2 separate regions of the Homo sapiens genome follow, and region 1 is linked to region 2. The links are chromatin contacts, found by Hi-C or POLR2A ChIA-PET in ENCODE. All regions are on one chromosome and are shown on one strand. The core of a region is the stretch at or near the end of the contact, and the rest is flanking DNA. Distances in the headings are between cores, read along the strand shown. Region 1 has its middle 160 kb from the start of LINC02225. Region 2 has its middle 120 kb from the start of LNCBRM.

Region 1 (6,752 bases), core at 614-3,113, 42 kb after region 2:
TTCTTATGGACATTAAAGTTGAGGAGCCACTGCTTTAGATAATTCTTTTGAAATATTATATAATCAGCTTACCGGACTTCAGAATTCCTCCTTTCCCAATGGCTGGCTCTTCAGGGTGGTGTCTTTCTCTTACTCACCTTTGTATTTCTAGTGCCTAGCACAGGGCCTGGCATATGCCCCTTTGATTTCTTTTGGTGTCACAGCTTAATCCATGTTTACTGAATAAGTTGCAGAATCAGTCTAGTGTCACAGTATAATCCTACTGCCATCAGAAGAAATTCATATAAACAATTTTTCTGAATATGGCTTTTACTATAATCATTATTTTAGGCCACATATCATGAAACCAAAAATCCTACTCTAAACTGATGACCTTTTGGTTTCATCTGGGCAGAGTCTCCCTTTTGTTTTAATTCAAAGCATACCTCTATTTCCACATTCCCATTTTTCTGGGGTTCAGTTTATCTTGTGCTATTTAATCTGTTTTTTTTTTTCAGTCTCCCACTTTCTTTTCTTCCCAAATGACTGATGCAGGTGGAGGGTGGCAATTTTTGAGTTATTTTTGTATCTTGTTTTTCCCTTTAGCTTTCATCAAGGTGACACTTTAGAGACTTAAGGTGGGTAAGTGGAAAGACAGAGAGGACTTTCTGTTTTCATCAACACCTGCAAGAGATTTTTCCCTATTCCAACAATAGCATTGATTTTACATTTTACTTGCTCTGAGCAGGATGATACACAAAGGCTTAGCATGATAGATAGTGTTTACTTATTTTTAGACCATTTGTATTTTTCATTTCATGAGACCTCTGCCATTGCACATTTTTGATAGAAAAGTAGCAATCTTTCCTAGGAACATTTCTGCTTTGCTCTTTGACTTGTTTCCCTTCTGCTGGCAATATAGTCATACTGCAGGCTGTTCAAGGATAGAGTTCTTTGTGAAGTGATGAAGATGAATTATTCCTGCCAGACACAAAAACAGTTATTTTACTTGTTACTTAAATTGGAAAGAGACAAAGAATACTGTTCAATTTTAACTTGCCAGCAGGCGTTCAGGGAAAAGGATTTTCCTAACAACTTGGAGAATGCACTTCTAAAACATCTGTCGACATTAAAGTGAGGCTAAAGATCGGTACCAGTGCAAAGCAGAGCTCAATTTTTCTCTCCAATTTCACCAAAATCAGTAGGGAAGGCAAGGGGTGGCAGCTTTACTAATTTATTGGAGAAATGCTCGGGTGAAATGTTGGAAAGACTCTAATTGTTCATGGACTCCCATGTAAGTATAAATTCTCTGCATTATATTTCCTATGGAGGTTACAGTGAGTAGAGAGAAGTTTTTTTGTGGTTGCCAAAATTTAGATAATAAAAGTGGGACTTCAAGATTTAATTGAATAGCTATAGCCTTGAATCAAGAGCAAAATAGTAAAATGTCATTATAGATACGTATCAAGAAGAAAAACAATCCATGATTTCTGAAACTATAGCAGAGTTGCACTGTGCTACAAACACCCAGAGCAAACTCCCCTCAGAGACCGCCCTAAAGGACAAAATGGTTCTTAACTGGAAAAAAAAACACCTTCTGGAATGTCGGCAAAGCATGTAAATTACAGATGATTTTTTAAAATGACTCCCCAACTTTGAAACTCGTAAGCAGATCATGAACAAATGTGTTCAGCAGAACCTGTGGTATGGCCTGGCAGCAACCTCGAGAGAAGGAACTGACATATCCTTACATTTTCAAGTCATGTTTTTACTGTAGAAAAAGAAAAGTGTTGCCTATCGCCCAGTCAATGGAAGTGTCAGAGGTGTGTGAAGTAGAGCAACTCCATCTTGAATAGGAGCTGGGTAAAATAAGGCTGAAACCTACTGGGCTGCATTCCAGACGGTTAAGGCATTCTGAGTCACAGGATGAGATAGGAGGTCGGCACAAGATACAGGTCATAAAGACCTTGCTGATAAAACAGGTTGCAGTAAGAAGCTGGCTAAAACCCAGCAAAATCACAATGGCCAGGAGAAGTACCTCTGGTCATCCTCACTGCTACACTCCCACCAGCGCCATGACAGTTTACAAATGCCATGGCAACATCAGGAAGTTACCCTATATGTTCTAAAAAGGAGAGGCATGAATAATCCACCCCTTGTTTAGCATATCATCAAGAAATAACCATAAAAATGGTCAACCAGCCGCCCTCAGGGCTGCTCTGTCTATGGAGTAGCCATTCTTTTATTCCTTTACTTTCTTAATAAATTTGCTCTCACTTTACCGTATGGACTCACCCTAAACTCTTTCTTGCACAAGATCCAAGAACCCTCTATTGGGGTCTGGATCCGGAGCCCTTTTCTGTAACAGAAGATGGAAACTTGTTTTTCTTTTCATGGTTTGTGTGTTTGGTGGATGAATCAGAGGTCAGACTTGGTCAGACTCTACAGTCAGCCCTTTGGAATTAGGGATTTTTTTCCCAATAACCAAATAGTGACCAACTCTTCTCCTGGCAGTGGGAATATTAAAATTGTTCTTTTAGGCCTGGCTGATTTTCATCTTGTGATGATGTTTTAAAAAAGCAGTCCTATTGTGTTCTCTCATAGTATCTCTCTCTCCTTGACTCCATTCAAATTGTAGGTGGTTCTCAGGAATGCTGTCTAGAGATGTGGAGACCAAGGTATATTTAGTCAAATTTTAGTATCGACATTCGGTTAATTAGAGCTATTTGAGATTGAATGGGAGACACTATGTCAAAAAAGACTCTTAAAAGTTAAAATTCAAGCTTTGATTACTAACTCCATGCCTATTTTCCTGAGAAGTATCTGATGTCTGCCTGAAACACTGTAATTCCTTTCTTCTTTCTTTTTTTAATCCCACTCATTCCTTTTAAAAGTTGACTTTTCTCTTTAATGCCATAGCTCAGGTGATCTATGACACATCTTCATTTCAAGGTTCATCCCTTTGTAATTCACTAGGCAAAGGAAATTCGAATCTCACAGGGACATTTATCTGTTCACGAGAAGAAAGAGGAAGAAAGGGGCCCCCTTAAGATAGTAAGGGAAGGGATTTAGGGAGAGACAAAGATATTTTTCCAGGACTTTTTTGCACCTAGATCCATTTTAAGGCCATTAATCCTTTGATATATGTTTGCAGGTAAGAGAACAAAGGAATCAAACTTGACTGCAATTGGATTCCACATGAATTATCAATTAGAGACATAAGAACATGTGATTTATAGGACTGTTTTGTAAGTGCTCCTTTGTGTAGCCTATTGACAAAGGAAGAGGAGAGATGTGCTGTGATTTCCCGGCCTTGTTCCAAAGCCCTGTTGCCAACTGCTTTCAGCTATGAATTCCCAAACAGATTTTAGCACTTACTTCCAAAACCAGATGAAGTATCAAAATAATTTCTAAAAGGCTAGTGGCAGTGCAAAGTGACAGTGACAGGGACTTACAACAGCCTTCCTGGACACCGTCCACCACCTCCCTACCAGCTGGTGCCCTGCAAGTGCATGCGTGGTGCTTTTTGCTTTCTTCTAACATAATCCTAATCGTGATGCTTTGAAATAGCCTAAGTCATTTTTTTTTCTAACTCCATTTTGAGGATGAAAGCAACTGTAACATCTTTTCTCAGGGCCTGGCATGTTTGAGGAGTTCAGTTAATATGTACTTGATAAATAAAGAAAAAACAAATAATTTGACTAATAGAAAAAGCTTCTGAGGAAGTTAGACTTAAGAACTGTATTCAGATCACATTCAGAAGTAGAAAAGGAGAGAAAACCAAGCCTCTGCTTGAACATGCATTCGTTCATTCTACATAACAACTCCTACGAGTTTGATTCAGTGATCTATTTTGGGGGTCCTGTGGATGTGGCTATTTGGAAACCATTAAGAGGCAGTGTACCAGCTCAGGGCAAAGCTTCTCTACATGACTTGCACTAGTTACAGTCTGATAAGTCTTTCTTGGGTTAAACAAGGAGAAAGATAAGTTTTAAAGTTACCTCTTGTACCTCTTATACCTAGAGTAAGCAATGCTTTAACATATCCTCTGATGACCTAATGAGAAAAGTAGGATCTGTTCTTTTAATATAAATCAGAACATGTTTACTAGGCACCAACTCTTCTCTCAGCCAGACTTAAAGACATGTACAGATATATAAGAGAGTAGAAGAAACAGTTTCTGTTCCCAGAGTCAATAAAGCAGTTGGATTGGAAACATTCCTATAAACAGAGACATGATGAACCATTTACTGATAGTTCAGGGGTATTTATGCTAAATTATGTTCCTTAATACTTATATCCAAATTCACTGACATCAACTTAAAATGAAAAAGATTAATCTAAATAAAATCTTGATATATCAGAAATTTATTACTGAAGGCCAGAGACTGAGGTCTGGGGTTTTGACCAACAGGGATTGGAAACTAGAAATTAGGGCAGTTAATTAAGGTCTTTGACTGCTGACTACAGAAATTCTTAGATTGCTTGGAATTTTCAGATGACCAAATCTTCTAAAGAGTAATAGTAAACAGCTGATCTTTATATCCAGGTCATATTTATCAGTCCTACAGCTCAATGCTGACCCCACGGGAAGGGCTGATGAAGGTGAATAAATCAGGATACAAACAGCCAAGAGAAAATCTGTAAATACAGAGGTGCTTCTCTCTTGCCCCAAAAACTTTTCCCTGTTCTACTCCCATCAGTCAACCTTCTCTGTATTCTATGAGATCCTAAACCATTAGAATCCTAGGCTTTGTTTTCTCCTTTCTCATTTGTCATATTATTTGACAAGGCGGCACACTCAATTTTCCAACCTTTTTATTGTCTTTTGTTCAACAGTGCTACATTCTAGCCTGGGTCTCAAAATCCTTCTCCTTGCTTTGCTTTCTCTAGGCTGCTGCCCTTCTTGCTAATTTTTTGATCTTCTCAACTGTACAAAGGTCATCTGTCTGTTGCACTATCCAAGTCAATTTGTGCAGTGAGTAAAGACGCAGAGTCTCTGTTAGAGCTCTCAGGTTTCTGTGTTCAAGAATGCTGGGCCAGTAGGCTGTCTTTTAGAGTGAGACAGTGAAGCAAATAATTCCCCAGGATGTTTTCTGAGATTCCATTGTTAAACTCCAGTTTTTCATTAATGGCTCTAAATGGTCATTATTGCAATTAAAAAAATTTTTCCCTGTGGTTATGTGTGTGTGTGTGCACGCATGTGTGTGTAGGGCCAGAGTAGTGCATTGGGGATATGAGATTTGAGGGTGAGAACTTTGCCTTGAAGATTTTTAGGTTCTGAAGGCAAAATCTAAAATTAAGGGATCTTACAAGAAAGAAAAACTATAGAAGGCAACCATAAGTTATAGATTTCTGGGGCAATCCAGTATTCATTTGTGATTCACTCAATACACATTTACTGAGACCTTATCTGCACCAGTCACCCTAGACATTGAGCAGTAAGATGCATGCCCTACCCTGAAGATGCAACTGTTTCCAGACAAACAGCCTATTCAATATGATGCAATGACTTCTGTAGTGGAAATATTTGCAAAATACTGTAGTAGCGTAAGCATTAGATTGTAAACTGATTGAGGGCAGAGCCTGGGTCAAATTTACCTTTGTGACCTCAGCATCTAGCTCAGGTTTTGGCACATAGTACATGCTTGATTTATATTTAATGATTGATTGAATGAATAAATATTTTCCCCTATGTGTCTGCCTATATCAACCATTTCTCTCCTGTTATTCTGATACATGGCTTCCCATTTTGATATGCAGCTTTTTGTCTGTGAGAGTGCTTTACCAATGTTTTGTATGTCTACTATATTCCAGTCTTTATTGGGCACCTACTTTTATATCAATGATACTCATTGATGAATAACATGTACATATATCAAAACATCTCACTATACCCCATGAATATATACAATTATTTGTCTATTAAAACATATATTTTAAAAAACCAATAGTTTTTAGATGCCACGTGCTTCAGGTGACTTTCACACGTTAAGTCTCACATTTGGTTGGGATGACATAAGAAGTCAAAAGGAACTAATTCCCTGTACCTTGGGTCACTTTTTAAAAGGAAAAAAATAAAGAAAACAAACCCAAATTCCAGTGTCATTAATGCCAATGTAAAGTGAAGCTTTTTCCTTGATGAAAGGGCCATGTATTTTGGGTCACATAACAAAGAGCAACATTCTATCCTTCCCCTGATTTTGAAATTATAAAATATTTCTTCTGTGTTTTATAAATACAGAAGACTAGACACAGTATAAGTAATAACAAAATGATCATCACGTCAGCTTAGACACGGCAAATGTGTCCTGCATAGCCCATCTCCCTCCCTCTGGGCCTCTGCTTCATTGCGTGGCCTTCCTCCTACTCAAGGGCACTCAGTACTCTGCAGGTGGAGCATGGAAGATGAGTCCTGGTGTACTTATAAATGGAAAACCATAGAGTAGCAAAATAGAATAAATGGTCACTTCATACACGCACATGACTGACTCTCAGAAACACACTGTCAAATAAATAAAACAAGTCACAGAATATACATAATATGACACCATTTACATTAGCTCAAATTTCAAAATCATATAAAATGTAATCATATGTCATTTGGAGATGCTTAAACAAGCAGTAAAATGATAATGAAAAACAGGAAATAATCATTTTTAAGGACTGTTTCTTTCTTTAAAGCTTTCTTTGATCCTTTAAAATATATTGATGGTCACTGGGTCACATTCATGCAAACAGGAAGAAGAAACCTTTATTCATTATGCTGGATG
Region 2 (6,841 bases), core at 3,815-6,314:
TTTTTAGTAGAGACGGAGTTTCACCGTATTAGCCAGGATGGTCTCGATCTCCTGATCTCATGATCCGCCTGCCTCGGTCTCCCAAAGTGTTAGGATTACAGGTGTGAGCCACCGTGCCAGGCCTTATTTTAATTTTTTATGGTTCTCTTAATTTTATCGTTCAAAAAATATCTGTTGATGACAACTATGTGCAGACACAGCGCTAAGTGCTTGGGTAATTGTGATGAAAAAAATTTATCTGTTTTCATGAAGCTTAGTGTTTAGTGAGGTGGTAAAAATAATCAACTATTCACACAAATTGTACATTGTGACAAGGGCTGGGAAGCAAAAAGACAGGATGCTCTGCAGGAGCAGGTGGATGGAAGGTTAAGGAAGGCATCTCTGATATTTATATTGATACATAAAGAATGAATGGGTATTACTACAGCCAGTCAGAGAGCAGTGGACAGGGAGAACATTCTAGACCTAAGAAAGAGTATGTATACAAAAGGGTTCTGGAATGGTGCACTAGAGGAACTAAATCAGAAGCCTGAAGCATAGGTATTGGAAGAGAAATGGTATGAGATGGGGCTCTAAAGAAGGCAAATTCACATGGGACTTCTATTTTATCTTAAGTGCAATGTAAACGAGTACAAGATATTTTAAGGAAAAGAGAGAAATAAATTAACAGATAAATTAAAAATAAAAAATTAATATTAATGCACAAAAACACATAAAAATAGTTCTGACTTTATTGAAACTGGATTAGAGTGCTGAGATAATGCCTAGCACAATGCAAGTGCTTAATAAAGACTACCCATTATTATTACTGTGATTAGTCATTAATTTATTCACCAACAAGGACATTACCTTTGATGCTGAGAATGCATTGTCTGGGGAGGAGAGAACATGAGAAGATAGGTAAATAGGCAATTACTATTCAGAATAATAATTCCTCAGCAGATAGGAGGAATACCCAGTTAGAGGATTATGGCAGTAATCTCAGAAAAAGATACTGCTGACTCCTTGGTCAAGCAGTGTCTTGACCTTGGTGGGCCAAGGATTCAGTAGTATAAATGGAAAGAAGTGGAAATATTTGAGGTATATTTTTGTAGAAAGACTAAGCAGAGCTTAGGATGGATCATGTGTTTGGGCTAAAGAGGAAGGAGTGGTCGTGGGGGGCTCTGAGGTTTCTTCTGGGTAAAGACCTGGGTGAGTAGAGATATGTTTCCTGAGAAATAGAGTACAGAAGGAATAAATGCATTGAATAACTAAACACAAGAATGCATTGTTGAACGTTTCACATCCGAGTTGCATATGGAAAATTCACTTGGACATTTCAAGTAGGTAGTTGTCTGTCTTAGAGCTGTCTGCATGTACTTTATTAGAAACTACAATGGACACTTCGTAGGTGCCAATTGAATGGAAATTGTTATAAAGTGCTGCTTTCTGAAATGCTCTTCTTTATAAGATTATTATTGGGGTTATTATTATTAGCCCCTGAAATCTTGACAAAGAGTTATTTGCAGGGCATATATTGCATTTTCTATTTTCCAGTCCTTCCTCCCTTCTGAGGTTTTCTTTGATCCCCCAGGTAGTGCCCTGCCTCTTCTAAATGACTGCAATGACTGCATAAAGAACATGGCTTCTATCTTTATTTGCTTGGTTTTTACTTACGTATTTTTTCCACCATGTAGCATTCAGCAGAAGAGAATACTTTTTTGTTTATAAATGTATTGTTTATAAGTATTTATTGTTTATAAATTTTGTTACTAAAAATTCTAATAATTTTATGATGGTAAATAATTGATACTTTAGACTCAATTTTTGAGATTTAAACTAGGAAAAGTAAATCCATGTTGGGGTTATTTTTCACATATCTTTTCCCTCATCAGAAAAAATACAAGCAAGTTCACACAATTTTAACCCATCTGCTTGGTCAGTAGACAGTACTTGAAGAAAGCTTCTGTCGCAGGTAGCGGCTATCTGGGGCCAGTGGTGTCAGTGGTAAGTAGGATTTACTAAGACAGTTATAGGTAAAGAAAGGCAGGTTTATTAGGAAAAGTATGAAAATACATTACAAGGGTGCAATGGGCCAATCAGCAAGAGAAGAGCTGACTGCACGGAGACAAAGGCTTGCTGGGGATTTTATAAAATGGTGCTTATGCTGTGTGCTGATGAGGGCTTTGTGCAGTACTGATAACGCCAAGGCTGCAGTGAGCAGACATACATATATATATTTTTTTATCAGCCTAAGGTATGGTGATAGCTGGGAGCAGGAAGACTGTGAGTTATTTGCATGGGAGGGCTATGTGTCCTGGACCATGGAGAAAGGCAGACTTGTAGCTTATCTGCTTTCTCTCTGCTTTTTCCTGCTCCCACCCACTTGATTCCTTTTTCCTAATTAGGACTCCACATTTCCTATGTGTCTTAAGTTAAAGAAAGCTGGGAAAGTAAAATTACTTTGCTCTTAAATGAATATAAATGTAATGGCCAACTTTTGACAACTGGATTTTCAGCTAAGAGTCTGAATGTGCTGAATATCTTAGCTTCTTCAGATCCACTCTCTTTTCTGTCCTGCTCTGTGTTCCAGGGGGCTGTAATCTAAAGGCTGGCCTCTTTGTCCCTGGCTTTCTTTTGTAATTGGCCAGTGGGGAACTCTGGCAGGGAACTGGAGGGTGAGAAGAGAGAGTTGTGGTATTTGTTGCCTCCATTTCCTCCCTGCCTGGGCACTGGCTGGTAGTGGCTGTGCTCCTCCACCAAATATCGGCTGCAGTAGAGTGGCCCTCTTCCACCAACCACAGACATCATCACATTTCAGCTCCACTCCTCACCTCTTCAGGCTTCAAGGTGGCCATGGATCATTGCTGCTGACTCTGAGAAGCTGCCCCATCTTGCCTGTGAGGATGGTGTGGTGTGTCAGAACCCACTCCAGCACGGAGGCTCTTATTCCTCCAGCTGTGAAGAAAGTTGCCCTCAGTGAAGAGCCACTTCGGCCCATGTTTCCAGGGTCAGCAAGCATCCAGTGACTGGCCTATCTGGGGATGAATACAAAGGCTTGGCCTTTTGTCTAAAAAGGAATAATTTTCAAGGGCCATGCCAGCTTCAGAGCTCCCTGTGGGATAGCCTCACATCTTTGTTGTGATTGCAACGAGGTTCAGCTTCTACTTCTGCTCAATTTTGTTTCCCCCACCTTCACAAGTGTTAATACCATGGGCACTCCCCAAGAGACTTTCTACAAGAAAATTTCATCTCAGACTCTCTTTCCCCCAAGACACTACCCACATCTTTAATACATCTTTTCACTAAAACCTCTTTAATCACCCTCTTTGAGTATGCTATTTGCTTCTTGATGAGACACTGACAGATATACTAATTGTTTTCAAATCAGGAACATCTTTGTTCCACGTAAACTTTCTTCCAGCAATTTTTTTGGAAGCAGTGGGAGAGAATTGTTACTCAGGGTTAATCTAGACCATCGAGGAAGAACTACCTAGTAAAGTAGAAGAGACAGAAACCTGAAGATAATGACCTGACCACCTTAAAATTTATACCATCATATATCATCATGATTCAACTATTTGGGCTACATAACAATAAATATAATTATAACAATAACAATAATAAATTCTACATGTTTACTTAAAAGTAAGCAAAATTTATGCTTTGTCTTAATGGTCTTGACCGAGTCAATGTTGAATACATTATAAGCACAGTCTCAAATAAGAAAACAAATCAGGAAAAAAATTATTAAATAATTGTGTGGGATTATTGGATTCACAAAATAATAAGTTGATTGATCTTGTTTACACTTGAATTGGTTATGATACCAATTCAGCAATTATTTTTGTCCTATATAATAGCCAGCTATGTTCCATTATCTCCTGGGAAAACAGAAGAATGAGATTCAACTGCACTAGCCAACTCTCCAGCCAATACAGGCAACGTTCTGTGATCTAGAAACATTGCTAAGAGTGTCCGCAAACTCTTTCCCTGGAAACCTCAGAAAACAGACAAATGTCTGTCTGTCTTGGATGGCATAATTGCAGTGCTGTGCTGCTTGCAATGGGTCTGCTCTCAGTGACCTCACAGTCCCCATAGCCAGGACATGGTAACTTCAGTATTTTGAAAGATTGAGAATCAGCATTCCTGTTTCTTAAGGGGGAAAAAAGGGGCCAATCAGAGACAAGGGTGGCTTGCTTAAACTGAGTCTAGTGTGGGAATGAGTTTCTGCCTTTCCCCAAATGGAATTGGTAGGATATTACGCTTCCTTTTTAGAAATCTAATAATCAGCATGTGAGCTTAGTGTCTTCACTCCTCATCTATGTCTGTTACCAGACAGTTCATCTTTTAAGGTAAATGAAGTTGTTTTTTTTTAATGAGGCATTAGAGTGACCTTAATCCTTCTAGACAGACATTCCCAGGATATTTTTAAGAGGTGGCCAGGGAAGGAGCGTGTGATTTTTGGCAGTCTGCTGACCTCAGCATGACCTGAATTAGAACGCCCCATGGAAATGCTGTGGCCTCCCTGGACCTGGAGTTCAGCTGATGACTCACCAGGGGCCAGGCAAGCATGAGTCATTCCACATTGCAAATGGCACTGAATGAATGCCAGTCTCTGTTTCCTCTCTAGCCTTGTTCTAGTCAGTCTACAGAAACAGAACAGCAACCATTTGCTGGTCCCACTTACGTCTCAAATGAATCCCAGCAAATGATGTGTCATTGAGGATAATACATGTTGCAGCTACATATATACCCTGAAAAATAACATTTAACTAAGCAAGAAGGAAAATATTTAGAATGGAATTCAAATATACTAATTTGATTCTCTGTGTCCCATTTCTGATTTGAACAGAGCCGCCGATTGTTACCTGGTATGCAATTTTAGATCCCTGCATTCCTGTTGTTCCTAACAACGGCTTGAAATTCCTTGCACCTTAAATGGTTTTCCTCCCTCCTTATCAGCAGTGAGAGTTGATAGTCTTCTACTCGTGTTCTGAAACCTTCTCTGCAAATTGATTAGAAATAAGACGTACCCAATTAACAAGATTATGTGCATTGAAAGAAAAGCTATCCTTTTGATGATTTATGGGAAATGAGTGTGTGTGTGTATGGGGAGTACAACGAAAACAAGAAGAAACTAATCTCCGCATGAGATTTTGGATGTGCAGAAATCCATGTTGGAACTTGCTTGAGCCAGCCAAGTAAGGAACAAAGAGAAAAATATCTTATTTAATAGCTATCTTCCTGGTTTTCTCCCTTGCTTTTAAAAAGGTATATTGTTATTTGAATTATAGGATAATACATGCTTATTGTAACAATTTCAGTCATGAGCAAGTAAAACTGGTCATTTCTTTTCCTCTGATGAATGTTCAGTTTGCTTTCGGTTTTCCCAATTACACACAGTGTTGCAATCAATATTCTTTCACATGTATCTCTGTGTATTGGTGCTTTTATTTCTCTTGGCTAGCATCAGAATTCAAAAGGTTGCATATTTCTGACAGACTAGGTTCTCAAAAGGTTGTGGAAATTTATAATCCCATCTACAGTATTTAAGAATCCCAAATTCCTAATCTCACCAACTTTGAAAGCTATTAACCTTTCAAAATTGTTGTCCATTTGAATGGAAAAATGCTATTTTGGGGGTATTTAATTTGCAACTTCATTTATACTTACCATATCTACTGCTTTTTTTTTTAATTTAAAAAAGGAATGTGAAACACTGAAACAAACTCAAATATTATGGATGTCACTTAAGAATAAAGGAATGGCTTTTTTCTATTCACAGATTAGATGTGCAGGAGAAAAACAGTAATATTAAACAAAGCAAAAGATAAGTAAAAACAGTATTTAGTTGGAGATAAATTAAGAAACTTCTTATTCATATCACAGTTGACATTGTTGTTAATTATTCTATGTGAATTGTGAACTTAATTTGGAAAATATGTACTGATATATTACATATTAAAAGCTTTGTTTTTGTTTTAAAATGTGCTGAATAAATTTTGTTAGTGAAATATATTAAGGTGAATACAGAAGAGCTTGTGCGTTCTTCCTTTTGTTTTAAAGTCATATTTCTTGGGTTCAGAGTGACACACAAAACAGAGGACTTCAGGTGCCTGAGGCAGTGGTTCTACATCTTGGCTACATGTTGGACTTGCCAGGAGTCACCTGGCAAGCTTTATTGGCTACTGATGCCTCCATCCCACACTCCAGAGCTTCGGATTTAATTAATCTGGGATGTAGCCTGATTAGGGGATTTTTAAAAGCTTCCAGGTGATTCTGATGTGCAGCCAAGGTTGAGATCCACTGATCTACAGGATATCTTTATTTCACCCTATTTCTTATCCTGCAAGAAATTAAGAAAATTGAACGAAGGAGATTTGCATTATTAATGAAGCATAATAAAATACAGCTTATGACAGAAAAAGCTACACAGCTTTTGCTACTTTCAGGGGACCAGTTTACCGATGCAAAAAACAAAAATCCTTCTCCCATAATGATGTCAACTCTCTTTCGCTCTCTCTTACACACACACAAACACTGTTTTCATTCTGATAGATCATAATGGCTTGTTTGTCTTGCCCTTGAGTTGCATAAGTTGATCTATGTACCCAGGGAAAAGGTACTGACTTTCTATCTAAAGAGATACTGGGAAAATGTCTCAGCTAAAGGAAAAAAAAAAAAAATAGCCACAGCAACACATCACTTTCTGCTATGGAACAATGTTACCCAGGCAGGCCAACCCTGATTTTCCTGCTTTCTGAAGTCCAGCCAACAGGGAAGTGCCCCACCTTCTTTTTGCCAGAAATCGTAGGGGCGATTTGATTCCAGTACGTGCTTTGAGCAGTGAAATGGGGTG

Evidence for each region. Hi-C counts contacts between places; a loop is a spot of excess contacts on that map. ChIA-PET counts read pairs that join two places held with the same protein, here RNA polymerase II (POLR2A). Pooled maps may share reads with other maps.
Region 1: a loop to region 2 is called in a map of PC-9, with 11 times the contacts of the local background. The contact joins two enhancer-like sites. A Hi-C loop is called at or near these places in 4 of 168 maps with a recorded cell type or tissue (PC-9, aorta, endothelial cell of umbilical vein and 1 more) and 3 of 50 pooled maps. POLR2A ChIA-PET finds 5 or more read pairs at or near these places in 2 of 52 experiments (CD4-positive, alpha-beta T cell and Panc1).

What each region holds. Positions count from the first base shown.
Region 1 is chr5:57,733,533-57,740,284 of GRCh38, forward strand. No RefSeq gene overlaps it. Among named protein-coding and RNA genes, the nearest start is that of LINC02225, 160 kb to the right of the region's middle. RefSeq lists an enhancer at 1,484-2,683. Within about 2 kb of position 1,864, at least 8 of the 41 ENCODE cell types and tissues checked have a DNase peak (open chromatin) inside an H3K27ac peak, as active enhancers do; they include PC-9, Panc1, endothelial cell of umbilical vein and 1 more, where a contact is called at or near this core.
Region 2 is chr5:57,688,732-57,695,572 of GRCh38, forward strand. No RefSeq gene overlaps it. Among named protein-coding and RNA genes, the nearest start is that of LNCBRM, 120 kb to the left of the region's middle. RefSeq lists enhancers at 3,892-5,091, 4,411-4,705. Within about 2 kb of position 5,065, at least 18 of the 41 ENCODE cell types and tissues checked have a DNase peak (open chromatin) inside an H3K27ac peak, as active enhancers do; they include PC-9, Panc1, endothelial cell of umbilical vein and 1 more, where a contact is called at or near this core.